Linked DNA regions of Homo sapiens: region 1 is linked to region 2. A link is a loop called in an ENCODE intact Hi-C map of the cell type or tissue named here. Cell type or tissue: heart right ventricle. All regions are shown on one strand. Links, peaks and the distances in the headings refer to the core of each region. The heading gives the core; the rest is flanking DNA.

Evidence for each region. Hi-C counts contacts between places; a loop is a spot of excess contacts. Peaks named below come from ENCODE experiments on the same cell type or tissue, not always from the same donor. Only the 100,000 strongest peaks of a DNase experiment are listed, where the experiment ranks them.
Region 1: it touches region 2 in a loop (2.7-fold over the local background); 2 of 110 quality-filtered maps call a loop at or near these places.

The regions. Positions count from the first base shown.
Region 1 is chr7:74,151,491-74,166,430 of GRCh38, reverse strand. No RefSeq gene overlaps it. Among named protein-coding and RNA genes, the nearest start is that of EIF4H, 15 kb to the left of the region's middle. RefSeq lists a silencer at 3,816-4,011. In heart right ventricle, for the core only: no CTCF peak of the experiment used is centred there; no DNase peak of the experiment used is centred there.
Region 2 is chr7:74,087,030-74,101,969 of GRCh38, reverse strand. It overlaps LIMK1 (LIM domain kinase 1), which reads right to left. Exons shown (of 16, transcript NM_002314.4): 3 at 5,210-5,348; 4 at 4,781-4,890; 5 at 2,732-2,938. Among named protein-coding and RNA genes, the nearest start is that of LIMK1, 11 kb to the right of the region's middle. RefSeq lists enhancers at 7,015-7,555, 7,735-7,944, 8,605-8,714, 8,638-9,179, 10,835-11,335 and 2 more. In heart right ventricle, for the core only: no CTCF peak of the experiment used is centred there; DNase peaks (open chromatin) are centred at 7,719, 8,829, 9,064 and 9,392; H3K4me3 peaks cover 2,759 bases; H3K27ac peaks cover 3,424 bases.

The DNA.
Region 1 (14,940 bases), core at 4,110-12,109, 64 kb before region 2:
TCTCCTGCCTGCCGCCATGGAAGATGTGCCTTTGCTCCTCCTTCGCCTTCCGCCATGATTGTGAGGCCTTCCCAGCTATGCGGAACCGAGAGTCCCATTAAATGTCTTTTCGTTGATAAATTACCCAGTCTCAGGTATTTCTTCATAGCAGTGTGGAAGTGGACTAATACAAATTTCAACTTTTATTTTAGATTCAGGGGGTGCACTTGCAGGCTTGTTACATGAGTATATTGCATGATGCTGAGGCATGAGGTACAAATGATGTGGTACGTGGTTACTTAGGTAGTGAGCATACCTGCCTACGATTTCTTTTTTTTTTAAACGGCAGAGTCTGACCCTGTTGCCCAGGCTGGAATGTAGTGGCTGGAATGTAGTGGCGCAATCTTGTCTCACTGCAACCTCCCCCTCCCGAGTTCAAGTGATCCTCCTGCCTCAGCCTCCTGAGTAGCTGGGATTACAGGCTCCTGCCGCCATGCCCAGCTAATTTTTGTATTTTTAGTAGACATGGGGTTTCACCATGTTGACCAAACTGGTTTCGAACTCCTGACCTCAGGTGCTCTGCCTGCCTCGGCCTCCCAAAGAGCTGGGATTACAGGTGAGAACCATCACACCCGGCCCTGCCTACGATTCTTAGGCAGGAATAAACCCATTAACCAGCATCTCAATCAAGACACAGAACATTACCTGGACCCCTGGAAGCCTCCCTGTGTTCCTTCCCACCTACGGTACTAAGCATACCAGCCTACAGTTCTTTTTTTTGTTTTGTTTTGTTTTTTGAGATGGAGTCTTGCTCTGTCACCCAGGCTGGAGTGCAGTGGCGCAATTTCGGCTCACTGCAACCTCCGCCTCCTGGGTTCAAGTGATTCTCCTGTCTCAACCTCCCTGTTGTGGTAAATTGAGGAACGGAGAGACCAATACAGAGTACAGGAGAATTGTTGTTTGTTTTAGGTACGCACCGGCTCTGTGGACTGACATCCAAAAAACTGAACATTAAACAAAGACCGAGTGGGGTTTTTATAAGCAGCCTTACAGAGGCAAAACAAAAGTAGTTAATCATACAGTGACAGGTCATGTAATCTATAGCATAACATAACTTGTGGCCCTGCGTAGCTAGTGACCTTGTAGCTGCGTTGAAAGAAAAACAAGAACTCGCTAAATACAGACATTTGTAAAACATAATCATGCTTAAGAAGCCTGGGAAACGAGTAACAGTAAAAGAATCTTTCTCTTTTTTTCCTTCAACCTTGCTCTGGAAGGGGGCGCTGTCTGGAGCCCATTCCTTTGGCCTTGGCTATTTGGACAGCGTTATAACTGTCTTTGAAGTGAGCTTGGCAAGGCACAGGAAAACTTGTTCCTTTTTTTTTTCTTTTTAACCCTTGCCTTGCCACATTCTGGGCCTTAGCTTTTACTTTTCTTGGAGTGAATAAATGCAGTACTTATTATTATTTTTAAATTTCTGCCTCATCCCAAGTAGCTGGGATTAGAGGTGTGCACCACCATGCCTGGCTAATTTTTGTAGTTTTAGTAGAGACGGGGTTTCACCATGTTGGTCAAGCTGGTCTCAAACTCCTGACCTCATGATCCGCCCACCTCAGCCTCCCAAGGTGCTGGGATTAAAGGCGTGAGCCACTGTGCCCGGCCTACAGTTCTTTTAGAAAGAATGCATGAGAGATAAGTGAGCAATAGTTTTTCGACTCCTTCCCCGCTCCCTCATGTTTTTTAAAAATGGTTTTATTTATTATTTATGCTTTTATTTTTTGAGATTGAGTCTCATTCTGTCACCCAGGCTAGAGTGCCGTGACATGATCTTGACTCACTGCAACCTCTGTCTCTGGGGCTCAAGCGATCCTCCCACCTCAGCCTCCTGAGTAGCTGGGACCACAGGCAGGTACCACCATGCCCGGTTAATTTTCTGTATTTTTGGTACAGACAGGGTTTCACCATGTTGCCCAGACTGGTCTCAAACTCCTGAGCTCAAGCGACCTGCCAGCCTTGGTCTCCCAGGGTGCTGGGATTGCAGGCGTGAGCCACTGTGCCCGGCCTTCATCACCATTTTTATTATTTTTATTTCATTTATTTATTTATTTATTTTGAGATGGAGTTTCACTCTTGTTGCCCAGGCCATAGTGCAATGGTGCAATCTTGGCTCACTGCAACCTCTGCCTCCCAGGTTGAAGCAATTCTCCTGCCTCAGCCTCCCAAGTAGCTGGGATTACAGGCATGTGCCACCACACCCCACTAATTTTCTGTATTTAGTAGAGACGTTTTAGTAGATTTAGTAATAATTTTCTGTATTTAGTAGAGAGTAGTTTTCCCATATTGGTCAGGCTGGCCTCGAACTCCTGACCTCAGGTGGCTCACCCACCTTGGCCTCCCAAAGTGGTGGGATTACAGGTGTGAGCCACTGTGCCTGGCCCATTTTTATTTTTAAAAGTTGTATTTAGTTTTTCTACAAAACTACCTTCCCCTGCTACCCACAATGTCTTATTCTTTTAGCGTTCTCATTCTTTCTTACTATTTTTATTTTAATTGGTTATTAAGTTACTTCCTTGGGTTACAACATACATCCAGAAAAGTGTACACATCACACAAACTCCCTAAGTGTTAAAAAACAGAATAAATCCACGTAACCAGCATCTCCACCAGGACACAGAACATTATCAGGACTTCCAGAAGGCTCTCTTATGCTCCTTCCCGCCAAGGTAAACACTGTTATAAATTATTATTATTTTGAGAAATAGGGTCTTGCTCTGTTGCTCAGGCTCGAGTGCAATGGCACAATCATAGCTGTCGCCTCGAACTCCTTGGCTCAAGTGATCTCCTGCCTCAGCCTCCTGAGTAGCTGGAACCACAGGTGCACACCACCACACCCAGCTAATTTTTAAATTTTTTGTGGAAACAAGGTCTCCATACATTGCCCAGGCTGGTCTTGAACTCTTGGGCTTAAGCAGTGTTCCTAGCTTGGCCTGCCAAAGTGCTGGTGATACAGGAGTTAAAAAGGAATTATTTAGGCAGACAGGGAGAGTAAGAAAGTCCTTGGTAAGGTTTCCCTTTTAATAAAAAGCAGTGCCAAAATCATTTCTTGTCCTTTTTTATTTTTTTTGAGATTGAGTTTTGCCCAGGCTGGAGTGCAGTGGTGCGATCTCGGCTCACTCCAACCTCCACCTCCCAGGTTCAAGCGATTCTCTTGCCTCAGCCTCCCGAGTAGCTGGGATTACAGGCATGAGCCACCATGCCCGGCTGATTTTTGTATTTTCAGTAGAGATGGAGTTTCACTATGTTGGCCAGGCTGGTCTCGAACTCCTGACCTCAGGTGATCCACCTGCCTCGGCCTCCCAAAGTGCTGGGATTACAGGTGTGAGCCACTGTGCCTGGCCAAAATAATTTCTTTTCTAACAAACAGCAGCCTGTAAAATCGAGCTGCAGACACAGATAAGCAAGCTGGAAGCTTGCACAAGTGAATGCCTGCAGCTGTGCCAAAAGGAAAAGGCTTACAGGCATGTTGAACATGGCGGCTCCATCTTCCCTTTTCTTTGTCAACATGTGTGTAGTAAGGAACAGGCAAGATGGCACCCGCCGGGTAGAGATTCCATCTGCATAATAAAAGATTAGGGGCCAGGCACAGTGGCTCACACCTGTAATCCCAGTACTTTGGGAGGCCGAGACGGGCAGATCACGAGGTCAGGAGATCGAGACCATCCTGGCTAACATGGTGAAACCCCGTCTCTACTAAAACTACAAAAAATTAGCCAGACGTGGTGGCGGGCGCCTGTAGTCCCAGCTACTCAGGAGGCTGAGGCAGGAGAATGGCGTGAACCCGGGAGGCGGAGCTTGCAGTGAGCGGAGATCACGCTACTGCACTCCAGCCTGGGTGACAGAGCAAGACTCTGTCTCTAAATAAATAAATAAAATAAAAGATTAGAGTGAGTGGCCAGCTTCTTTACATGCTTTGTAAATGGCACACCTGGTCCAATCAACCTTTGGCTCCTATGCAAATCAGACACAGCCTCCTCAAGTCAGTCTATAAAACCCGTGCACTTGGCCACAGATCAGAAAACCCACTCCAGTGCCCCTCTGTCTCTGCAGGAGAAAGAGCTATTCCCTTTTCTCTTCGTTTCACCTATTAGACCTCTGCTGTTAAACTCACTTCTTGTGTATCCTTGACTCTCTTGGTGTGAGACAATGAACTCAGGTATTTACCACAGACAACAATGCCACTTCATTGAGATTACAGGTGTGAGCCACCTTGCCTGGCCTTATAAAATCATTTTTAATAGCTCTATTTTGTCCCGTTTTTCAGGTGGTTATCATACATTCTGGACACTTTGGGCCTCTCCTTCTTCTGTTTCTCATTCTTGTGTTTGCTGAGTTTCAATCCTGGTGGATTGTGCCCCAAAATGTTTGACATTTCTCACTGTGAGCTCATCAAAGTGGATGGATGGTTCTTGATTTTCTTTTCCTCCAATAGAATCCATTGCTGGCCAGGCGCAGTGGCTCATGCCTGTAATCCCAGCACTTTGGGAGGCTGAGGTGGGCGGAGATCGAGACCAGCCTGGCCAATATGGTGAAACCCCGTCTCTACTAAAAATACAAAAATGAGCCAGGCGTGGTGGCACGCATCTGTAGTCCCAGCTACTCGGGAGGCCAAGGCAGAAGAATCGCTTGAACCCAGGAGGCAGAGGTTGCAGTGAGCTGAGATCGTGCCACTGCACTCCAGTCTTGGCAACAGAGTGAGACTCTGTCTCAAAAAAAAAAAAAAAAAGAATCCATTGCAGCCTCGATGTTGAGAACACGACTTCAGAGCTTTTCCATGCTTTGCCTGGAATCATCAGATTGTAGTACTGGAAAGGGGTCCCTATCCAGACCCCGAGAGAGGGTTCTTGGATCTCACGCAAGAAAGAATTTGGGGCAAGTCCATACAGTAAAGTGAAAGCAAATTTATTAAGAAATTAAAGGGGCCCGGCATGGTGCCTCACACCTGTAATCCTAGCACTTTGGGAGGGCAAGGCAGGCAGATCACTTGAGGTCAGGAGTTCCAGACCAGCCTGGTCAACATGGCGAAACCCTATCTCTACTAAAACTACAAAAATTAGCTGGTGTGGTGGTGCACACCTGTAATCCCAGCTACTCAGGAGGTGGAGGTTGCAGTGAGCCAAGATCGCACCACTGCACTCTAGCCTGGGTGACAGAGTGAGACTCTGTCTCAAAAAACAATAATAATAATAATAACAATAAAAAAAAGAAACTAAAGGAATAAAGAATGGCTACTCCACAGGCAGAGCAGCCCCGAGGGTTGGTGGTTGGCTTTTTTGTTGTTGTTGTTGTTGTTGAGACAGAGTCTTGCTCTATCACCCAGGCTGGAGTGCAGTGGCATGATCGCGGTTTAGTGCAACCTCTGCCACTCAGGTTCAAGTGATTCTCCTGCCTCAGCTTCCTGAGTAGCTGGGACTACATGTGTGTGCCACCATGCCCAGGTAAATTTTTGTATTTTTAGGAGAGACAGGGTTTCACCATGTTAGCCAGGATGGTCTCGATTTTCTGACCTTGTGATCCACCCACCTCGGCCTCTCAAAGTGCTGGGATTACAGGCGTGAGCCACCGTGCCAGGCCTGGTTGGCTATTTTTCTGGTTCTTTTTTTTTTTTTGAGATGAAGTCTCGCTCTGCCACCCAGGCTGGAGTACAATGACACATTCTCAGCTCACTGCAACCTCTGCCTACCGGGTTCAAGCAATTCTCCTGTCTCAGCCACCCCCCCCCCCCCCCCCCGCGAGTAGCTGGGTCTACAGGCATGCAACCACCACGCCTGGCTAATTTTTGTATTTTTAGTAGATACGCGGTTTTACCATGTTCGTCAGGCTGGTCTCACACTCCTGACCTCAAGTGATCTACCCACCTTGGCCTCCCAAAACGCTGGAATTACAGGCGTGAGCCACTGTGCCTGGACGGTTATTTCTTGATTATATGCTAAACAAGGGGTGGATTATTCATGAGTTTTCCAGGAATGGGGTAGGCAATTCCCGGAACTGACGGTTCCTCCCCTTTTTAGACCGTATAGGGTGACTTCTGGACATTGCCATGGCATCCGTAAACTGTCATGGTGCTGGTGGGCGTGTCATTTAGCATGCCAGTGCATTATAATTAGTGTATAATGAGCAGTGAGGATGACCAGAGGTCACTTTTGTCACCATTTTGGTTTTGGTGGGTTTTGGCTGGTTTCTTTACTGCAACCTGTCTTATCAGCAAGGTCTTTGTGTATCTTGTGCTGACCTTCTATCTCCTCCTGTGACTAAGAATGCCTTAACCTCCTGGGAATGCAGCCCAGTAGGTCTCAGCCTCATTTTACCCAGCCCCTATTCAAGATGGAGCTGCTCTTGTTTGAACGCCTCTGACAACTGGGCTCAATATTTCTGTCAGTGGTTGACTAGGGAGTTCCTGGACCACTCCTGTCCAGTCAACAGGTATCTGAAACCATGTGATGCAAGGTTGGGAGTGTCAACCTAAAAGCAATAAATGAGGACAAACTTATATAAGGAGAGAGTTTATTTGGGGCAAGCTTGAGGGTTACAGCTTGGGAGCATAGATTCCAGTTGTCCTGAATGTACACTCTGATAAGCAGCAGTTACAAATAGGTTGTTTTTTGTTTACTTTTCTTTTCTTTATTTTTTTGAGACAGAGTCTCGCTCTTGTTGCCCAGGCTGGAGTGCAATGGCACAATCTCGGCTCACTGCAACCTCCATCTCCCAGGTTCAAGCGATTCTCCTGCCTCAGCCTCCCGAGTAGCTAGGATTTCAGGCGCCAGCCACCACACCCAGCTAATTTTTGTATTTTTAGTAGAGACAGGGTTTCACCACATTGGTCAGGCTGGTCTTGAACTCCTGACCTCAGGTTATCTGCCTGCCTTGGCCTCCCAAAGTGCTGGGATTACAGGTGTGAGCCACTGCACCCGGCCGTTTTCTTTTTTCGAGACGGAATCTCGCTCTGTCACCCCAACTGGAGTGCAGTGGTGCCATCTTGGCTCACTGCAACCTCTGCCCCCTGGGTTCAAGTGATTCTTGTGCCTCAGTCTCCTGAGTAGCTGAGATTACAGGTGCCTGCCACCACAGCCGGCTAATTTTTGTATTTTTAATAGAGACGGGGTTTCACCATGTTGGCCAGCCTGGTCTTGAACTCTTGGCTTCAGGTGATCCACCTGCCTTGGGCTCCCAAAGTCCTGGGATTACAGGCATGAGCCACCTTGCCTGGCCACAAATAGGTTTTTTTTGAGTCAGGGTCTTGCTCTGTTGCCCAGGCTGGAGTGCAGTGGCGCCATCATAGTTCACTGCAGCCTCCAACTCCTGGGCTCAAGCGATCCTCCTATCTCAGTCTCCTGAGTAGCTCAGACTATAAGCATGTGCTACCACACCCAGCTAATTTTTTAATTTGTTGTAGAGATAGGGTCTCGCTGTGTTGCCCAGGCTGGTCTCAAACTCCTGGCATCAAGCAATCCCCCTTCTGCCTCAGCTTCCCAAAGTGCTGGGATTACAGGCCTGAACCATGGAATCCAACACAAGGAGGTTTTTAATGGAAAAGAAGAGGCAGTTTCCTAAATTAGTTACCAGGAATTTATATGACAATAACGTGAGCTATTGATTGGCTACACATTGTTATTTGTATCACTGATTGTGAGAATTTAAAGATAATGGAGCTGTAATCGCAGCACTTTGGGAGGCTGAGACAGGTGGATCACCCGAGGTCAGGAGTTTGAGACCAGCCTGGCCAACATAGTGAAACCCCTTCTCTACTAAAAATACAAAAAATTAGCTGGGCGTCGTGTTGGGTGCCTGTAATCTCAGCTACTAGGAGGGAGTCTGAGGCAGGAGAATCACTTGAATCTGGGAGGCGGCGGTTGCCGTGAGCCAAGATCGGGCCATTACACTCCAGCGTGGGCAACAAGAGCGAAACTCTGTCTCAAACGAACAAACAAACAAAGATAATGGATGAGACAGCAACTTGGGAAGAAAATGACTTTAAACAATTGCCCCAGGCCCAGCACGGTGGCTCACGCCTGTAATGCCAGCACTTTGGGAGGCCGAGGTAGGCAGATCACTTGAGCCCAGGAATTTGAGACCAGCCTGAGCAACATGGTGAAACCCCATCTCTACAAAACATACAAAAATTAGCCAGGCGTGGTGGTGCATAGTTGTAGTTCCAGCTACTTGGGAGGCTGAGGTGGGACGATCCCTTGAGCCCGAGAGGCAGAGGTTGCAGTGAGCTGAGATTGTGCCACTGTACTCCAGCCTGGGTGACAGAGTGAGACCCTGTCTCAAAAAAATAAAAATAGCTGGGCATGGTGGCTCACCCTTCTAATCCCAGCACTTTGGGAGGCCGAGGCGGGCGGATCACCTGAGGTAGGTAGTTTGACCAGCCTGACCAACATGGTGAAACCCCGTCTCTACTAAAAATACAAAAGAAGTTAGCCAGGCATGATGGTCTATCCCTGTAATTCCAGCTAGTTGGGAGGCTGGAGGCAGGAGAATCGGTTGAACCCAGGAGGCGGAGGTTGCAGTGAGCCGAAATCGCACTGTTGCACTCCAGCCTGGGTAACAAAAGCCAAACTCTGTCTCAAAAATAAATAAATAAATAAATAAATAAATAAATAAATAAAAAATCGCCCCTTGGGCATGGATTAGGGAGGGAGGGTAGGGGAGAGGGTTGGTGCGGGTATGGGGGTCATGCCTGAATTCCCATTCACGTGTCTTTCTGGACCTGCTTACATCACAGGCCCTAGATTGCTCCAAGCTATTCTCCTTTTCTTAGGAGTTTTGAATTCTCAGGCTGAAACGGATAAGCTTGCTTGTCACTTCTCTGTGTAGATGGGTACATGTTCTCAAGCTGATCCTATAGCTGTAATAGATCTGTTGTCTGATGCTCACAGCAAGTCAATAAGCCCAGATGCCAGGTTGCAAGAGATGTTTCAGGCCTGGTGCAGTGTCTCATGCCTGTAATCCCAGCACTTTGGGAGGCTGAGGCGGGTGGATCACCTGAGGTCAGGAGTTCAAGACAAGCCTGGCCAACATGATGAAACCCTGTCTCTACTAAAAATACAAAAATTAGCAGAGTGTGGTGGCACAGGCCTATAGTCCAAGCTACTCAAGAGGCTGAGGCACAAGAATCACTTGAATCCGGGAGGCGGAGGTTGCAGTGAGCCAAGATCGTGCCACTGCTCTCCAGTTTGGGTGACAGAGCGAGGCTCAGTCTCAAATAAATAAATAAATAAATAAGAATGAGAAGAGGTGTTTCATCATAGAATCACCAAACAAGGAGATGGGAAGAAACCTCAAATCTGCCTCCACAGGAGTTTCGGACTGGGGCTATTCTGGGTCTTGGAGTGGGCTGAAGTGTGGAGGTCATTGATTGGTTGAAGAGTGCAGAGTAAAGTCATGGGACAAGGAGAGGTGCAGCTGTGTTTTGTTGTTGCTGTTGTTTTGAGACAGAGTCTTGGTCTTTCGCCCAGGCTGGAGTGCAGTGACACGATCTCGGTTCACTGCAACCTCCGCCTCCCTGGTTCAAGTGATTCTCCTGCCTCAGCCTCCCAAGTAGCTGGGACTACAGGCTAATTTTTATATTTTTAGTAGAGACTGGGTTTCACCATGTTGGCCAGGCTGGTCTCGATCTCTTGACTTCATGATCTGCCCGCCTCGGCCTCCCAAAGTGCTGGGATTACAGGCATGAGCCACCATGCCCAGCCTCTGTTGGTTTTTTTGAGACAGGGTCTCAGTCAGTTACCCAGGCTGAAGTGCAGTGGCGCGATCTTAGCAATCTTAGCTCACTGCAGCCTCAATCTCCTGGGCTCAAGTGATCTTCCTACCTCAGCCTTCCAAGTAGCTGGAACTACAGGCATGTGTCACCACGCTAATTTTTCTTTTCTTTTCTTTTCTTTTTTTTTTTTTTTTTTTTTTTTTGAGACCGAATCTCACTCTGTCACCCAGGCTGGAGTACAGTAGTGTGATCACGGCTCACTAAAACCTCTGCCTCCCAGGCTCAAGCGATCCTCCCACCTCAGCCTCCCAAGTAGCTGTGACTACAGGTTTGCACCACCACATCCAGCTGATTTTTTTGTTTGTTTGTTTGTTTGGTAGAGACAGGGTCTTGGCTGTGTTGCAGAGACTGGTCTCGAACTTCTGGGCTCACACAATTCTCCCACCTCTGCCTCCCAGGTGGTGTGATTACAGGTGTGAGCCACTGCCCCCAGCCCAGGAAGAAGCTGTGTTCTATGCTGATACCGTTTCTCTGTGGGGATCCTCAAACTGGTTGGTATTAGCTATTTCACAGGAATTTGGGGCCTGAAAAACATCTTAAGCAATCTTTACAGTAAGCCTTATGATCCTAGTGTCAGAGATCCTGTCTGTAGGAACAATGGGATGCAATGGTCAGGAACTAGTGCTACGTGACATTTAGCAACAACGAAGTAGGCCAAAGTGCAGCCTGAAGGATGCTAATTATAACAATATTTCTGTCCGGAACCGGGCGTGCAGTTCTTGTCAACCCTGTGGGGACGGTTTCAGTCCTTTTGGTGAAGGTGTGGCTCCTGAAGGATGAAGTGATCTCAGTTCTAACTCTGTACCTTAGGTGGGCCTCCGCTTGTCTCCCGTACCCCACATGGGATTTAAAACAAGCCTTGGCAAGGTGTAGTGGCTCACACCTGTCATCCAAACACTTTCGCAGGCCAAGGCAGGTGGATCACCTGAGATCAGGAGTTCAAGAGCAGCCTGGCCAACGTGATAAAACCCCATCTCTACTAAAAATACAAAAACTAGCTGGGCGTGGCTGCGCATCCCTCTAATCCCAATTACTCAGGAGGCCAAGGCACGAGAATCACTTGAACCCGGGAGGCGGAGGTTGCAGTGAGCTGACATCACGCTATTGCACTCCAGCCTGGGGGACAGAGCAAGACTCTGTCTCAAAAAATAAATTAATTAATAAATAAAAAATAAAACACAAGCCCTGGCCAGGTGCGGTGGCTCACACCTGTAATCCAAACACTTTGGGAGGCAGAGGCAGGAGGATTGCTTGAGACTATGAGTTTAAAACCAGCCCCAGGCAACATGGCAAGACCCCCATCTCTCCAAAAACTTTAAAACATTATCCAGTTGTGCTAGTGCACACCTGTTGTCCCAGCTAATCAGGATGCGGAGGCAGGAGGATGACTTGAGCCCAAGAGCTCGAGGCTGCAGTGAGCTATGGTTGTGCCACTGCCTTCCAGCCTGGGTGACAGAGCAAGACCCTGTCTTACAATAATAATAATAAATAAATAACCAAAACATAAGCCCCGATTGCTCACCCCATCCTCACTCCGGGGCAGAAGCAATGAGAGCTCACCAGTTGTTCTTTGCATGGATCAGTCTTTTCTCGTTTCTGCCTTTGGAGATTTCCTTTTCTTTCTTGGAAATGCAGCTGTGAATTTGAAATAAATTTTTCTTTTTCTTTTTTTTTTGATATGGAATTTCTCTCTGTCACCCAGGCTGGAGTGCAGTGGCGCAATCTCGGCTCACTGCAAGCTCCGCCTCCTGGGTTCACGCCATTCTCCTGCCTCAGCCTCCCAAGTAGCCGGAGGCTACCCGCCATCATGCCTGGCTCATTTTTGTGTACTTAGTAGAGACGGGGTTTCACCATGTTAGCCAGGATGGCCTCAATCTCCTGACCTCATGATCCGCCTGCCTCGGCCTCCAAAAGTGCTGGGATTACAGGCGTGAGCCACCGCGCCTGGCCGAAATAAATTTTTCTTACATTTTATTGACCATTTTAAGGATTTTGTGATGGGAAAATGTTCAGATTATTTGTTTGTTTGTTTGTTTATTTTTTGAGACAGACTCTTGCTCTGTTGCCCAGGCTGGAATGCAGTGGCACAATCTCGGCTCACTGCAACCTCCGCCTCCCAGGTTCAAGCTATTCTCCTGCCTCAGCCTCCTGAGCAGCTGGGATTACAGGTGTGTGCCACCACACCCAGCTAATTTTTGTATTTTTAGTAGAGACAGGGTTTCACCATGTTGGCCAGGCTGGTCTCGAACTCCTGACCTCATGTGATCCGCCCTCCTCGACCTCCCAAAGTGCTGGGATTACAGGCGTGAGCCACCACACCTGGACCAGATTATTTTGCATGCAAAATCAGAAATACACAGGGAGCTATTCGCTGAGCTATCAAGCACTGGGAAATGTAGCCAATGTGACTGAGGAACTGACTTTTCAATTATATTTCATTTGAATTACTTTTCATTTAAGATTAAGTAGCCACATGTGGCTAGAGGCTTTCATACTGGACAGGGCAGCCGTAGAAAGGAAGGAGGAACTCATCACTGCCCTAGTAGCTGGGACGGCTCAGGTCATAGCCTAATCCCAGGGCGTGGAACCTGCATTCTAACCCTGCCCTTGTCCAGGTCTCCCAGGTCCTTGGTGGAGGTCAAGATAGAAGGAAGTGGTTGGCCTGGATTCCATACCTTGAATTTGGACCTAGGAAGTGGCTGATGAATGGATTAGCCAGCCTGGAGGTCAGCCAGGCCGGAGAGGAAGCCTCAGGGCTTTGGAATAGGCCTTGCCCGTTTCCAGTTTGGGGGTGGGGCACAAAGTTGAGTAGGATCAGGACGACTTTTTTTCTTTTTTTTGAGACGGAGTTTCACTCTTGTTGCCCAGGCTAGAGTGCAGTAGCGCGATCTCAGCTCACTACAACCTCCGCCTCCCGGGTTCAAGTGATTCTCCTGCCTCAGCCTCCCGAATAGCTGGGATTACAGGCATGTGCCACAATGCCCGGCTAATTTTGTATTTTTAGCAGAGAGAGGGTTTCTCCATGTTGGCCAGGCTGGTCTCAAACTCCTGACCTCAGGTGATCCACCCACCTTGGCCTCCCAAAGTGCTGGGATTACAGGCGTGAGCCATTGGGCTTGGCCTGTTGTTTTTATTTTATTTTTTTGAGATGGAGTCTGGCTCTATTGCCCAGGCTGGAGTGCAGTGGCGCAATCTCGCCTCACTGCAACCTCTGGCTCCCCGGTTCAAGCAATTCTCCTGCCTCAGTCTCTCCGAGTAGCTGGGATTACAGGCGTGTGCCACCACACCAGGCTACTTTTTGTATTTTTAGTAGAGATGTTGGCCAGGCTGGTCTTGAACTCCTGGCCTCATGTGATCCACCCGCCTCGGCTTCCCAAAATGCTGGGATTACAGGTGTGAGCCACTGCGCCCAGCCTTTATTTTTAAAAGTAAGTTTACAGCTGGGTGCGGTGGCTCACGCCTGTAATCCCAGCACTTTAGGAGGCCAAGGCGGGCAGATCACGAGGTCAGGAGTTTGAGACTAGCCTGACCAACTTGGTGAAACCCCGTCTCTACTAAAAATACAAAAATTAGCTGGGTGTGGTGGCACACGTCTGTAGTCCCAGCTGTTCAGGAGTCTGAGGCAGGAGAATCGCTTGAACCCGGGAGGTGGAGGTTGCACTGAGCCGAGATCGCGCCATTGCGCTCCAGCCTGGGCAATAGAGCAAGACTCTATCTCAAAAAAAAAAAAAAAAAAAAAAAGTAAGTTTACTTGCACAATATGCAAGATTCAAAAACTATCCATGAGGCCAGGCACGGTGGCTCACAGCTATAATTCCAGCACTTTGGGAGGCCGAGGCCGGGGGATCACTTGAGGTCAGGAGTTCAAGACCAGCCTGGCCAACATGGTGAAACCCCATCTCCATTAAAAATACAAAAATTAGATGGGTGTGGCGGGCGCCTGTAATCCCAGCTACTCAGGAGGCTGAGGCAGGAGAATCGCTTGCACCCAGGAGGCGGAGGTTGCAGTGAGCCGAGATCGCACCATTGCACTCCAGCCTGGGCAACAGAGTGAGTCTCTGTCTCTAAAAAAAAAAAAAAAACAAAAACCTTCCAGGGGTATATGGTATAAAGTTTGTCTCCCGCATACTCTGGGCAACAGGCCATCCAATTCCCCTTCCCAGTGACAACTATTGTCCCTCAACAAGTTCTCAAGGGCCATATGGATTTCCTTTTGACCTGCCAAACAGATCGGGAGTGCCTGTGGGGCAGGGTTGATCTTGTCCGTTCCCCGCAGGCTCTCTGCGGACACTAAGGAAGGGTGTGATGCTTGGGCAGATTGCAGCCATGTGAGGACAGGGGCTGGTAAGAGGGAATATGAGAGCTGTAAGGAGGGCTCCAGCCTCACACTCGACTTTGTGAACCCCTCCCTGGCTGAAGAAAGGACAGCAGCACTACCGACAAGCTATCAACCACCAGCTTCTTGGAGGGTTCAAGGGTGGGAATGGGAATTTGTTCCTGGCCAGTGCCTTCTCCATAAAATCAGTCATTGCTGTTTTTGTATTAAAATTTTTTTCTTTTTTTCTTTTTCTTTTTTTTGAGACAGAGTCTCACTCTGTTGCCCAGGCTGGAATGCAGTGGCACGATCTTGGCTCACTGCAACCTCCACCTCCTGGGTTCAAGCAAGTCTCCTGCCTCAGCCTCCCGAATGGCTGGGACTATAGGCGCCCACCACCACGCCCGGCTAATTTTTGTATTTTTAGTAGAGACGGGTTTCGCCATGTTGACCAGGCTGGTCTTGAACTTCTGACCTCAGGTGATCTGCCCACCTCAGCCTCCCAACGTGCTGGGATTATAGGCGTGAGCCACCGTGCCCGGCCTTATTTAAATCAAGCCCCTGCCTTCTCTGTTAGAGAATATCGTGACTGTGATCAAGTATCAAGTACTTGAGCCCCTTCTCCTTTTTTCTCTTTCCTTGTTGATGGCACCAGCTCTCTGCTGGAGAATATCTTTTAGCGTTAAACACAAACAAAGAAACTAAGAACAACAACAACATCAAAAAGTGCAAGGCTGCAGTAAGCCCTGATCACACTGCTGCACTCCAGCCTGGGCGACAGAGCGAGACTGTGTCTCAAAAAAAAAAAAAATTCTTTTTATTTTCT
Region 2 (14,940 bases), core at 3,427-11,426:
TGCCTGTAGTCTCACTACTCAGGAGGCCGAGGTGAGTGGATTGCTTGAGCACAGGCATCTGAGGCTATAGTGAGCTATGATTGTGCCACTGCACTCCAGCCTGTATGACAGAGCAAGACCCTGTCTCAAAAAAAAATTGTGTGTCTATATATATATATATATATATATGACATACATATGTAAATTCCTTAGAATCTCACATCCTCTCCCTTGGTTTGCTAAAGCAGCAGGTGGCCTGGATAAATTAGACCTTCCTTAAAACGCTGCTATACACAAAATGAAAAGCGGTCAACTAAAACCAGTTTAAAACAAATAAGTAAATCTTTGGCAAGTTGGGCTCTTTCTGGGAAGGGTGTGGCTCTTTGCAGAACTGGGATGTTCCAGATGTTGGCTGGGCGAATGCTTACCCAGTGAGGCAGACAGGGAGGAGACGTCATTAACTGTCTTCTTCATTTTTATTTTAGAGATAGGGTCTCGCTCTGTCGCCCAAGCTGGAATGCATGGTGTCATCATAGCTTGCTGCAGCCTCCACCTCCTGGGCTCAAGCAATCCTCTCACCTCAGCCCTCCGAAGTGGCTGAGATAACAGGCATGAGCCGCTGCACCCAGCTGACTGTCTTCATTTCTAAAATTCTGCCTGGATTTCAGGGACCAGCTGCAGCCTCTGACTCTGTGGGGACCTCCCTTGGCCCTCTGGTAAGAGCCGTTGGTCTGGGAGTTTCCTCATCTCTTTCAAGCAGCTGTCTGCTCATCATGTATGTAAAGCAGCTGCTGGCTTGGCTGATGTCAAGGGATGGAGACACACAGTCAAGCCCAGTATAATTTTCTGTCCCCAGGGCCACCTTCACATCTCAACAGTGCCTATGCAGTGCCAGGCACCTGCCAGGTGTACAAGAAACATTCACTGCGTCAAATGAAAGCTAGCACTTGGTAGGGCCGGGCGTGGTGGCTCATGCCTGTAATCGCAGCACTTTGGGAGGCCGAGACGGGCGGATCACGAGGTCAGGAGATCGAGACCATCCTGCCTAATATGGTGAAACCCTGTCTCTACTAAATATAAAAAAAAAATTAGCCGGGCATGGTGGCAGGTGCCTGTAGTCCCAGCTACTCGGGAGGCTGAGGCAGGAGAATGGCGTGAACCCAGGAGGCGGGGCTTGCAGTGAGCCGAGACCACACCACTGCACTCCAGCCTGGGCGACAGAGCGAGACTCCGTCTCGAAAAAAAAAAAAAGAGAGAGAGAAAGCTAGCACTTGGGCCGGGCACGGTGGCTCACACCTGTAATCCCGGCACTTTGGGAGGCCGAGAAGGGAGGATCACTTGAGCCCAGGAGTTTGAAACGAGCCTGGCCAACATGGTGAAACCCTGTCTTTACTAAAAATACAAAAATTAGCCACATGTGGTCACCTGTAGTCCCAGCTACTCAGGGGGCTGAGGTGCAAGAATTGCTTGAACCTTGTGGGTGGAGGTTGCAGTGAGCTGGTATCACACCACTGCACCCCAGACTGGGCGACAGAGTGAGACTGTCTCAAAAAAAAAGAAGTGACCAATTGCCCAAAAGTAGAAACACTGCATGCTACTTCTCAAGGTGTCAATAAAGGCGCCACAGAAATCTTAGAAAGCTCCAAGGTATCCAACTCCCTCATTGTTCAAACAGACCCCCAAAGCCTAGAGAGAAAGCAGCTGCTCAAAGTCACACAGTAATCTAATCTTTATCAGCCCTGCCCCATTTTTTTGAGACAGGGTTTTGCTCCATTGCCCAGCCTAGAGTGCAGTCGTGCAATTATAGCTCACTGTAGCCACTTCCTGGGCTCAAGAGATCCTTCTGCCTCAGCCTCCCAAGTAGCTGTGACTACAATGTTTCCCAGGCTGGTTTCGAACTCCTGGCCTCAAGTGATCCTCCCATCTCAGCCTCCCAAAGTGTTTCGATTATAAGTGTGAGCAACCATGCCCAGCCTTTATGTGTTCAGTGATTTCACCATGCCTGGCTAATTTTTAATTTTTTTTTTTTTTTTGTAGACATGCAGGTCTCGCTATGTTGCCCAAGCTGGTCTCAAACTTCTGGCCTTAAGTGATCCTCTCACTTTGGCCTCCCAAAGTGCTGAGATTACAGGTGTGAGTTACTGCGCCCAGCTTCTTCACTCATTCTTGACTTGGTTCCTCCTCTTTCTTGTTGGATCAGACATGGACTAAAGAAAATGTCTTTTTATTTTTTGAGTGTGTTTTTTTTATTTTTATTTTTTTGATACAGAGTTACACTCTTGTTGCCCAGCCTGGAGTGCAATGGCAGTCGGGGCTCACTGAAACCTCCACCTCCTGGGTTCAAGTGATTCTCCTGCCTCAGCCTCCCAAGCAGCTGGCACTATAGGCACACACTACCATGCCTGGCTACGTTTGTATTTTTAGTAGAGACGGGGTTTCACCACATTGCCCAGGCTGGTCTCGAACTCCTGACCTCAGGTGATCCACCCACTTCGGCCTCCCGAAGTGCTGAGATTACAGGTGTGGGCCACCATGCCCGGTTGAAAATGTCTTTTTATTGTATCTGGCATTTGTAATGGTATTCAGAGGAATGACTGGGCCAGAAATCTGGCAAACCAGGTTGTCAGAACTGGGCCCCATCTGTACCCAAACACTCGCCCATTCATTTTCAGGGCCCCCAGTGCCAGACTCTGCCACCCACATCAACAGCCATAGCCACACCGACGGCAGCCTCGGCAGGCCGGCCACTCACCCCTGGACGCGGACGGTGTGTGAGTGCTCGGTGCCACAGCCCGGTGGGCCGTGCGGGGGGTCAATGGAGACTGAAAGTCCACGCTTGCCATGAGATGAGGCTGGGATGGACACCAGGGTGACGGTGTGGGGCAGGTGGGAGCCAGGGGAGTCAGGCAGGATCTGCTCGATGACGGGGGTCACCACAGTCTGGTAGTAGCAGTGCCCGCTGCAAGAGCCGCCGGGGTGGGAAGAAAAGAGTGTCAAGGGCGTCATCAATTTCAGCATCTCTGCAGCCCCCAGCCCCAGGCTCTTCCCCCAATCCCTTCCTTTTTTTTTTTTTTTTTTGAGATGGAGTCTCACTCTGTTGATTACAACACTGCACCCCAGCCTGGGTGACAAAGCAAGACTCTGTCTCAAAAGAAAAGGAAAGCTAGCAATTGTCCAAAAGTGCAGTGGTGTGATCTTGGCTCACTGTAACCTCCGCCTCCTGGGTTCAAGCGATTCTCCTGCCTCAGCCTCCTGAGTAGCTGGGATTACGGGCACGCACCACCATGCCTGGCTAATTTCTTATTTTTAGTAGAGACGGTTTCACCATGTTGGCCAGGCTGGCCTCAAACTCCAGACCTCAGGTGATCTGCCTGCCTTGGCCTCCCAAAGTGCTGGGATTATAGGGGTGAGCCACTGCACCTGGCCAGCTTTCTTTTCTTTCACTCTTCCTATGGAACTGGGAGCAGGAACTGTGCGTGCCCAGCCAGCCCTCGTCCCTCTGAGTCATTCGGGTCTGTCTACTCGCTGTGATCCTGTAAGGCGGCCAGGACAAGGCCTGAGGATAAATCCAGTTCAGGAGGAAGTCATTAAAAGCCCATCTGGGATCAAGCCACGTTGTCCTCTAATCCAGCTTGATCAGTGTTGTATAAGAAAGAATCTGTCTGGGTTTTGTCCTGATTCCTGGGAGGGAGACTCTAAGTCCTTGGAATGGGGTATCTTTGTTATTCATGAGCCCCTCAGACTATTCCTGAGTTGATACTAATGAGATGACTCAGCCCCGCAAAGATACATCATGTGATTTGAAGAGGGTTGCAGCTTTCATCCAGCCTGACCTCCAAGAACGGGGGCTAGAGACTAAGCTTGATCATACGGCCAATGACTCAATCAGTCATGACGATGTAATGAAATCCCAATAAAAACTCTGGCTGCTGAAGCTCAGTGAAGCTTCCTGGTTGGTGATCACATTGATGTGCTAGGGGAGGGAGGGGAGATGCTTCTTCATTTGGTCGGACCTGAGCTGTGTCCTTCATAATAAAACTGGGATAAAAATGGAGGATTTCCTGAGTTCTGTGAGTCTGTTAGCAAACGATCAAACTTGGCAGGGTCTTGGGAGTCCCTGAATTTGTAGCCAGTCGGTCAGAAGTGTGAGTGGGTTGGGGACCCCTGAACTTGTGGCTGGTGTCTAAAGAGGGAGCAGTTATGCTGGGGATGGTGTCCTTAACTTGTGGCATCCACCCCACCTCTGGTGGTTTGTGCCAGCACCATGCTGCAGTCATGGCCAGTAAGAAAGCTGACGTCTGAGGTTTTCTGTTTTGAGACAGAGTCTTGCTCTGTTGCCTAGGCTGGAGGGCAGTGGTGCAATCTTGGCTCACTGCAACTTCCACCTCCCAGGTTCAAGAGAGTCTCCTGCCTCAGCCTCCTGAGTAGCTGGGATTACAGGCACCCGCCACCACACCTGGTTAATTTTTGTATTTTTAATAGAGATGGGGTTCCACCATGTTGGCCAGGCTGGTCTTGAACTCCTAGCCTCAAGGGATCCACCCACCTCGGAATCCCAAAGTGCTGGGTTTACAGGCGTGAGCCAGCATGCCTGGCCGTCTGAGGCTTTTTCACACTGACTTCTGTGTGTTATTTCTCACTTGTTTCCATGCCGGGATGGGAAAGGAGATATGAACATTTGCCCCAACAAACCTCACCCCATGGGAAAGGGCAGGAGGCCCGGGTGTGGGAGAGTCAGCACCCTTGCAGATCTGTGACACAGGTGGGCCTCCTAGGCTCAGGGAGGGGCCAAGGCACTCACCAGTACAGCTTGGAGTGCTCCACCAGCGTGTAGGTGTCCCCGTCACCGATAAAGGTCCCACACGTGAGGCAGATGAAACACTCGGGGTGGTACTTCAGCTCCCCAGCCACCTGGTGCGGGGGTGAGGAGGGAACAGCCCAGCTCAGCAGACCCAACAACCCCCACAGATCCTCCCCTAGGCCTCTTCCAAGGGTGTCACCAAAAAAACAACTGCAGGGACCCGGCTGGCCAGCTGCTGAGCTCCTGGACAGAGCTGGCTCCATAGATGGGGGCGCTGAGGGATACAGACAGACAGTCAGGCTCAGAAAGCAGCTCCAAAGACCAGCAAAAAGGAGACCAGGAGAGACAATGATGGGAGAGAGACCTGGAGCATGGGGTCTGCTTGGATACCCCCACCCCAGGTGAGTGTGCAAGGCAGGGGGCGCTCACCATAACCAGTCCCTTGGTGATTTGCTCAGAGCACCCATGGCAGGACTCGCCATAGCGGGCCCAGTAGTCCTTCTTGCAGAAGAGCTGCCCATCCTTCTCATAGTACTGGTGCGACAGGGAGGCACTGCAGTCACAACACCTGCAGGAGAGGGGCCGGGCTGAGACGTCCACTCCCGCCCTCCTCCACCTCACCTGGGCCCCTGCCTCGGCTACAGGCACCTTTGTAAGAATTAGAACAAGTTTTCTTTTTGTTTGTTTTTTGAGACGGAGTCTTGCTCTGTCGCCAGGCTGCAGTGCAGTGGCTCGATCTCGGCTCACTGCAACCTCTGCCTTCCAGGTTCAAGTGATCCTCCTGCCTCAGCCTCCTGAGTAGCTGGGACTACAGGCACACACCACCATGCCCAGCTAATTTTTTGTATTTTTAGTAGAGATGGGGTTTCACCATCTTGGCCAGGATGGTCTTGAGCTCTTGACCTCGTGATCCGCCCACCTCGGCCTCCCAAAGCGGTGGCTCACACCTGTAATCCCAGCACTTTGGGAGGCCGAGGTGGGCAGATCACTTGGGGTCAGGAGTCTGAGACCAGCCTGGCCAACATGGCAAAACCCAGTCTCCACTAAAAATACAAAAACTAGCCAGGCATGGTGGTGGGCACCTGTAATCCCAGCTACTCGGGAGGCTGAGGCAGAAGAATCGCTTGAACCTGGGAGGCAGAGGTTGCAGTGAGCCAAAATTGTGCCACTGCACTCCAGCCTGGCGACAGAGTGAGACTCTGTCTCCAAAAAAAAAAAAAAGAAAAAGAAAAATAGAGGAGAATCCCCAGGTGTGCAGGGTCATCAAAGCCACGGTTCGCCTGTTTCCTCACTAGAGGCTACCAAGGAGGCCTGGTTGGTGGGGCCTTGAAGGGCAGATGGGGAGGAATGCCAGGCTGTAGGTGCCACAACACAGGCCAGGGTTAGACCTACATTCCCGGCTTTTTCCCAGCCAAGCATCCCGGTGGGGTGGGGACCAGCAGCCCTGCCCAGCCAGGATGAACAAATATAGAAATGTCAGTCTGGGATGGGCATGGTGGCTCATGCCTGTAATCTCAGCACTTCAGGAGGCGAAGGTGGGAGGATCACTTGAGGCCAGAGGTTTGAGGCCAGCCTGGGCAACACAGTAAGACCCCATCTCTTAAAAAATTATTAAAAAATTAGCCAGGATACAGTGGGTCCTGTACTCCCAGCTACTAGGGAGGCTGGGGAGGGAGGATCGCTTGAGCCCAGGAGTTGAAGGCTGCAGTGTGCTATGATTACACCACTGCACTCCAGCTGGGTGACACAGCAAGACCCTCTCTCTAAAAAATAAAATAAACCAAATGCGGGTGCCCCAGTGAACCCGCAGGCACACATGTGCCCCCCTGGGTCCTGCTGTGGGGGGGCATGTCTGGGTCAGGGTACAGACCCACACAGAGAACAGGCTAGGGGGTCCGTCCCGCTCTGCCACTGTTTGGGTGCTATGTGTCGGTCACACAGGGACAGAAGAACCAGGCTCCAAAGGGCCACAATCTAGGAGAGAGGCAGGTAGGAAAGACTGGGACCTGGATGAGATGAGGGACCTTAAGGGCTGTTTCCTACCCAGGAAACTCTCCACAGCCTGGGGCCTGCATGGGTATCACTCATGGGCTGTCTGCTAATGCTAATTAACTGTAACTAGGGAACTGGGGTTGAGGAGGGGAGTTCAGCAGTAAGCTGGTGGGACACTGTCCCTTTAAGAGGATCCAGCCACTTCCCCTTTGTCTGGGAGCCTAGGGGAAGGGGTGGGAGTAAAGGGGGAGCAGAAAATGCCAGGGTTTGGAAGCATGTGGGTGAGGGGTGCATCCAGGAAGGGAGGCCTGGTGCATTCCTCCATGGGGGTGGGGAATGCGGAGGCTGGGCCACCGGAGGTGGTGGCGGTGGCAGGGGCGGCAGGAGACGCCACGTCAGGGTCACTGCCCCACTCGGTGCACAGCAGGGGGCCGGCAGTTCACCGGATCACCGCGGGGGTGGGGCGGAGGACGGAAGTTGGTGAGGGGGGTGGTCTACAGGGCACCTCCCGTCCCAGGGCTCTAACCTAATTCGAAAGGGAAAGGAGTGCTGCAGCCGGGAGGCCAGGCCGACTTTGGGTCCTGCCCTCGCAGAAGCCCCCACGCCTGGTGCAGACCAATGACTCGCTTCCTGCCCTTACACCGATCACACATGACCTCGGTCACAGGGGTGCCACATCACAGGAGTGCCCCTCACTCCTGCCTGCAGGAAGCAGGGCCCCCGCATACCTCTGCAGTGGGCGGTGGGTGGGTGGGGGATTAGGAATTGCTGTAACCAAGTGTCCCCATCCCGGGGAGGGAACGCTCTTCCACAACCTGGAAACTGCTACTGGTCCATTCACTCGCTCACGCAGAAACTCACAAACCTTCATCACTGTTGCTCACTTTCAGCAGCTGTGAAAGACCCGGCGGTGATGACTCACCCGAGGGTTTGAGTGCACTTGGCTTCCCTCCGGTCACCACTTCCTTGATGCCTGTTCTACCAGACACTAGGTCTGCCCACCAGTGTCTGCCACTGACCTGCCAGCTCCCCGCGGCCCCAGGCTGGGCATCCACAAAGCTTGGCCCAGGAGAGAGCATAAGTGATTCCTGCCGGCGAGGCCCCCGCTGTGCACCCAGCATCCTCAGAACTGCCCCGAGACCCCGTCTCTGCCTCCATTGCAGACAGGGCACCCAGGCCTGGCCCAGGCTGACTTGGTGGCTCAGTGGCTGGGGCTCGGGGCCTCAGTGAACCTTTGCGGATGGAGAGCACGCCGGAGTTCCTGTCCCTGCCCCTGCCCCGCCCCTCACCCCTCAGGCCTGCATTCTGGCAGGAGCTAGAGGCTGACGGGCCTGGCTCTCTTGAGTGCCCCACACAGAGTGCCTGACTGTCCCTAAGAAGGATGTCAAGGGAGGTGCGCCAGGTACTGAGGCTGTGCAGAGCTGCCCTGGGGACAGCCAGAGAGGAACTCCCTCGGGGGAGAGCCATGCCCTGGCCCCACTCCAGGGTACCCCTCCCTGAGAGCAGGGTAGGACAAAGCCAGGCTGGGGCAGGAGAAGGGGGAGGCACCCGGAGGGCATGAAAGGGGTGCTCTGCAGCCCAGGTGGCTGGCTGGGCTGGGAGACAGCGGTGGCTTCCATAATGACAGGAGTGGAGAATCATCGTTCTACCCAGGGCCACATCCCTGGCCACCAGGTGTGAAGAAACAGCAGGTGGAGGACCGGCCTCATGGGGAGACTGTCCTGGAAGGACCCACAGCTTTGGCAGTGGCCTGCTCCCAGGCTGCAGCCGACAGTAACCAAGGAGTTTCAGTTCTGCCCCAGAGCCTGGACCTAGGTGGGTCGGCTTCCAGCCCCAGGCCTTACACCAGGGGCCCTGCCTGGAGCCCAGGACAAGTAGGGAGGGGGATTCCCACTTACTTAGCCCTCTGGAGGAAGCGGCGTCTTCTTGGGGCTGAAGCCAACAGCATCCTCTGTGGCTACACTGGGGGCTCTGGAGGTCTAAGGGAGGGCAGGGGTGGCCAGACCAGCTGCTTCCCCATCCTCCCTCAGGGGCTCAGGATTGGAGGCTGCAGAGGGTGGGGCCAGCGTGGCTGCAGCGCACAGGAGGAGGCTGCAGCCGCGTGGGTGCCAGGGGACTTGGTCTGAGCCTGCAACAGGAAGTGGCTGAAGCACCCTTTGCCTGGGCTTTGGTGCGGGTGGGGAGCGAGCGATCTAGGCTTGGACCCCAGGCAGGGAGCCTGTGGCCCGTCCCTGGCCCTCAGTCCTGAACACACGCTGTAGGCTCCTCAGCCTCGGCCCTGGCAACGGCACTGAAGGCCTCAGGCTTCTCTGGGGACAGGGACAAGCTCAAAAGCAGCTGCCTCTTCCACTGCTGCCCCCAAGGGAACAGAGGTCGACTTCCTATGGACAGTTTGTCTTCGCCAAAAAGGTCCCCTGAAGAAAGGGAGGTTGCATCCCGCCGCTGCTCCAACCCCACAGGCCAGCAGCATGCTCAGCCCTCCTTGCCCAGGGCCAGCCCACCCAGCTGCCAAGGAGATGCTACCAGGGATGCGGCAGCCCTGGGGGTTGTGCACAGGAGGCTTCCTGGAGGGGACCTCGCAGAGGCAGTATGTGAGCCAAAGGGAAGCCTGGACCAGTCCAAGCCTGGTCATAACCTTCCGGGAGGCAGGGCCTGCAAGGGGCTGGGAGGTCAGAACACAGAAAGGGGCAGGCCCCGGAGTGACAACCCTCAGGGCTAATACCAGAGGTCCCATGGGCCTGCAGCAATTGTCCCACTCTACAAAGAGGGGCAGCATCTGGTCCCGGCTGAGCCCTCCAGCAGCCTGCAGGCCCCCATCACAGCACTTATGACCCTGTCTGTCCTATCAGCGTGGGACTTCCTCAAGAGCAGGGGCCAGGGGACAGGAGCAGCTCTCAGATGCTCAGGTTATGACATTCAAAGATGCACAGCTGCCTGTGCGCAGTGGCTCATGCCTGTAACCCCAGCACTTTGGGAGGCTGAGGTAGACAGATCGCTTGAGGTCAGGAGTTTGAGGCCAGCCTGGCTAACATGGTGAAACCCCGTCTCTATTAAAAACACAAAAATTAGCCAGGTGTGGTGGTGGGCGCCTGTAGTCCCAGCTACCAGGAAGCTGAGGCAGGAGAATCGCTTGAACCCGGGAGGCGGAGGTTGCAGTGAGCTGAGATCACGCCACTGCACTCCAGCCTGGGCAACAAAAGCGAGACTCTGTCTCAAAAAAAAAAAAAAAAAAAAAAAAAAAAAGCTGTACAGCCAACGGCACCTTCCACGGGGCCCACAAGGCTCTATGCACCCCTGGCCACTGACTGCACTCCCGCACGCTGGCTTTGTGGTCCTCAGTTGTGCCAAGCACATTCCCACCCCAAGGCCTTTGCACATGCACCGGCCCTACCCCCGACATCCTCTAAACACTGCTCCCTTCAATTCTGTCCCTTAAACATCACTTCCTGAGAGTGCTGTCCCCCAATACCTGACACTACATTTGTTCACTGAGTGTCTTGCCCACTAGAAGGCAGGGACCCTGTTGGTCTGGGAGGTGTGGGACTAAGCTGTGGTTACACTGTAGGCTCTGAAGCCAGGCTGCCTCGGTTCGAGTCCTGATTCTACTCCTCACGCGCTGTGAGACTTTTGGCAAGTGACTGAACTCTGCACCTCATTTGTAAAATCGCTTTTTAAAAATTTGAGACAGTGTCTCGCTCTGTTGCCCAGGCCAGAGTGCAGTGGCGTGATCACAGCTCACTGCAGCTTCGACATCCTGGGTTCAAATGATCCTCCCATCTCAGCCTCCTGAGTAGCTGGGACTACAGGTACGCACCACCACGCCTGGCTAATTTTTTTGTAGAGATGGAGTCTCACTATGTTGCCTAGGTTGATCTCAAACTCCTGGCCTCAAGCAGTCCTCCTGCCTCAGCCTCCCAAAGTGCTGGGATTACAGGCGTGAGTTACCAGCCTTGGCCTTAAAATCGCTTTAATATTGCCGGGCACGGTGGCTCACGCCTGTAATCCCAGCACTTTGGGAGGCTGAGGTGGGCGGATCACGAGGTCAGGAGATCGAGACCATCCTGGCTCACACAGCGAAACCTCGTCTGTACTAAAAATACAAACAAACAAAAAAAAATTAGCCGGGTGTGGTGGTGGGCGCCTGTAGTCCCAGCTACTTGGGAGGCTGAGGCAGGAGAATGGTGTGAACCCGGGAGGCAGAGCTTGCAGTAAGCCGAGATTGCGCCACCGCACTCCAGCCTGGGCGACAGAGCGAGACTCAAAAAAAAAATCGCTTTAATAAATAAATAGCACCCCCTTACTGGGTTGTTGTGAGAGGGGCCTAATGCAGAGTGGGCACGCCATAATTATTTGCAAGTGACTGACTCAGGGACCCTAGGAAGTTCCACTGGGAGGGGCATGCAGAGGGGCCAGGAAAGTGGAAATCACTGGCCACCTCCCCAGTGGGGCTGGAGGCTGCAGACCCCTCATGGCCTTATCACATTGCCCCTGCCCGAACACCTTCAGAGGGGTGAGGGGCCCTGGAACAAAGGTCTCAGTGCATGAAATGAGGTCTGGGCCGGGCCCAATGCCTCAAGCCCAGGGCCCGAGGGAGACTAAGCAGAGTCTAGCACCTTGGGCATCCCACTGAGAGCCAGCCTGGCTGTGGTCAGCCATGCACCCAGGTGAGCAGTGACCCCCTCTGAGCTGCTCTGCTCACTGTCACGCGGTGAGGACCACCAGCTTTGGGGACTGTTGGGAGTATCACACCCACAAGCCACGAGGTAGAAGCCATGGCTCTTACTTCTAGTGGATCTTTCCCCATATTGAGACTTTTTTTTTTCGAGATGGAGTCTTGCTCTGTCACCCAGGCTAGAGTGCAGTGGCGCGATCTTGACTCACTGCAATCACTGCCTCTCGGGTTCAAGCGATTCTTCTGCCTCAGCCTCCTGAGTAGCTGGGATTACAGGCGCCCACCAACAGGCCCGGCTAATTTTTGTATTTTTAGTAGAGATGGGGTTTCACCATGTTGGCCAGACTGGTCTCAAACTCCCGACCTCAGGTGATCTGCCTGCCTTGGCCTCCCAAAGTGCTGGGATTACAGGCGTGAGCCACTGCACCTGGCTTCCTTCTTGAGTTTCACTACACCAGGGACAGCACAAACATGCCTCCTCTTTACTGCCCTGACCTGGGGACTCACCCCTCTCCTGGTGAGTGATTTGGGACAGGCCACTCCAAAGCCAGGTACACCCATCCTGTAACACGGCTTCCCTCCTGTGGCTTCTGTGGCTCTACTCCTGACCCTCTCTCCATCACCCAAGGCTCCATCTCCCCCCTCACCGCAGACACAGGGGTCCCCAAAGTTCTTCCCTTCATTCGTCTTGGCCCTATCACAAATCCCACTCACCATCTCAGGGCCAGCTCCGAGGCGGCCGTTTTTTCTGACTTTCCTACCTCCAACTGGACTCAGGCTCCCATGGCTAGCTCTGGGCAGGACACAGCCACCATGGATAGCCCATGTCCCCTCCAGCTCAACACAGATGAGCATGTCTCCTCCCCAACATGACCCCCAATTCCATCAGAGTCAACAAACCACCAACTCCCCAGTGCCCAGGTTAGAAAACCAGATGGCTTCAGGTTCCACCCTGCCATTCGCCAGTGCCCATGCCCTCCCCGAAGCCCCTGTCTTTTTCTTTCTTCCTTTCTTTCTTTTTTTTGAGATGGGATTTCACTCTGTCACCCAGGCTGGCTTGCAGTGGTGTGATCATAGCTCACTGCAACCTCCACCTCCCAGGCTCAAGCAACCCTCCCATGTCAGCGCCCTTGAGTAGCTGGGACTACAGGCACCACCACCATGCTCAGCTAATTTTTTTGTAGAGACAAGGTTTCACTATGTTGCCCACACTGGTCTCAAACTCCTGGGCTCAAGAGATCCACCTGCCTCCGCCTCCCAAAGGGCTGGGATTATAGGCATGTGCCACCGCCAGCCCCTGCCTTTCCTACTCTGTGGCGATGTGGAGTGAGAAGGTTTTAGTCCCAGCTCTAGATGTTACAACCTTCAGCGAGGCACTTGATTGCATGGAATCTCTGTTTCTCCCATGCAAACTGGGCACATACAGTCCCTCATAGAGTTATGATGAAGATTTAACAAATTAGCATGAAGAGTGCTCAATGCATGGTAGCCAATATGACAAATACTCACCAAAAACTGTCCCTTCTGCCTGAAATTCTCTCCATCCTCAGTCACTGTCCCAGGTCAGGTCCTATGAGCTCAGACCCTTGAGTTACTGGGACAGTCCCTTCCCTGCCTAGATACCACCACCGGCCCACTGGGATGGCATTCTTCAACAGCATGTCACCCCAGCCCCTCCCTGGCTTTCTGCCGACTCCCTTCTATTTTTTTTTTTTTTTTTTTTTGAGATGGAGTCTCGCTCTGTCTCCCAGGCTGGAGTGCAGTGACGTGATCTCAGCTCACTGCAGCCTCCGCCTCCCAGGTTCAAGTGATTCTCCTTCCTTAGCCTCCCGAGTAGCTTGGATTACAGTCATGTGCCACCATGCCTGGCTAATTTTTGAATATTTAGTAGAGACGGGGGTTTCACCACGTTGGCCAGGCTGGTCTCAAGCTCCTGGGGTCAAGTGATCTGCCTGCCTCGGCCTCCCAAAGTGCTGGGATTACGGGGATGAGCCACCACCCCCATCCTGACTTCTGAAACTCCTTATCTTGGCATTCAAGGCCCTTCACGAATCGGTCTCAACTTTGTTTCTTGTTGGATCCCTCAGCTTATTCTGTTCCTTCCAAGGGAACTGTTCCTGTTCCCTCAGCAGTCCGCACCATCCCACCGCTGTGCAGATGGTTTCCTCTGCCTGTTGAGAGCCCTCTTGCCCCCCGAAGGCCTCTTTCTGAGCACCTGATGCAGAATCCCAGGGCATGCTGTCTGTCTCCTTTCAGCCACACTGAGTGTGTTCATTTCACTCACTGGCTGTGTGACTTTCATCAAGAGAATTAACCTCTCTGTGTCCCAATTTTCTCTCTGGCAAAACAAAGACAGCACTAATATCTAACTATGCAAAGTACTTAGAACAGGGGTTGTCCCTTACTGAATGTTAGAAAACGTTAGACGTTATTCCTAAAAAAGAAAAAACAGGCTGGGCATGGTGGCTTATGCTTGTAATCCCAGCACTTTGGGAGGCTGAGTCAGAAGGATCGCTTGAACCAGTTGGAGCTGGAGGCTACAGTGGGCTATGATCTCACCACTGCACGCCAGCCTGGGTGACACAGCAAGACCCTGTGTAAAAAAAAAGAAAAGAAGAAACAAAAAAACAAACCGAGGCCAGGTGCAGTGGCTCATGCCTGTAATTCCAGCATTTTGGGAGGCTGAGGCGGGCAGATCACTTGAGGTCAGGAGTTCGAGACCAGCCTGGCCAACATGGCAAAACCCTATCTCTACTGAAAATACAAAACTTAGCCGGGCGTGGTGGTGCACACCTGTAATCCCAGCTACTTGGGAGGCTGAAGCAGGAGAATCGCTTGAACCTGGGAGGCGGAGGTTGCAGTGAGGAGGGATCGCGCCACTGCTCCCCAGCCTGGGCGACACAACAAGACTGTCTCAAAAAAACCAAAAACCAAAAAATAAACCAAGGCAGAAGCCTAAAATAAAGTCCTAGTGGTGGATGTCTTGACCCCTGCTGGGCATCCCAGAAGCTTCACCTTCTACCCTTTTATGGAGTTTTCTCCCCTGAACCTTGCTGTTTGGTGACTATGCCTGTAATTCTCTCCCACACCATTTGTTTTTCTTTCTTTCTTTTTTAAAAATTGAGACTGGGTCTCGCTCTATTGCCCAGGCTAGAGTGCAGTGGTGCGATCATAGCTCACTGCAGCCTCCACCTCCCAGGCTCAAGTAACCCTGCCACCTCAGCCTCTTGAGTAGCTGGGACTACAGGCATGCGCCACCACGCCCGGCTAATTTTTTGTATTTTCAGTGGAGACAGGGTGTTGCCATATTGCCCAGGCTTGTCTCGAACTCCTGAACTCAAGTGATCTGCCCACCTCAGCCCCAAAAAGTGATGGGATTATAGGTGTGAGCCACCACGCCCCACCTCCACTCTACTTTTCTACCCAGGAAATCTCACATCCTTTGAGACCCCTGCTCTGGCCCTGCTCTGGCTCAAGGCAGGTAGACCCCTGCTCC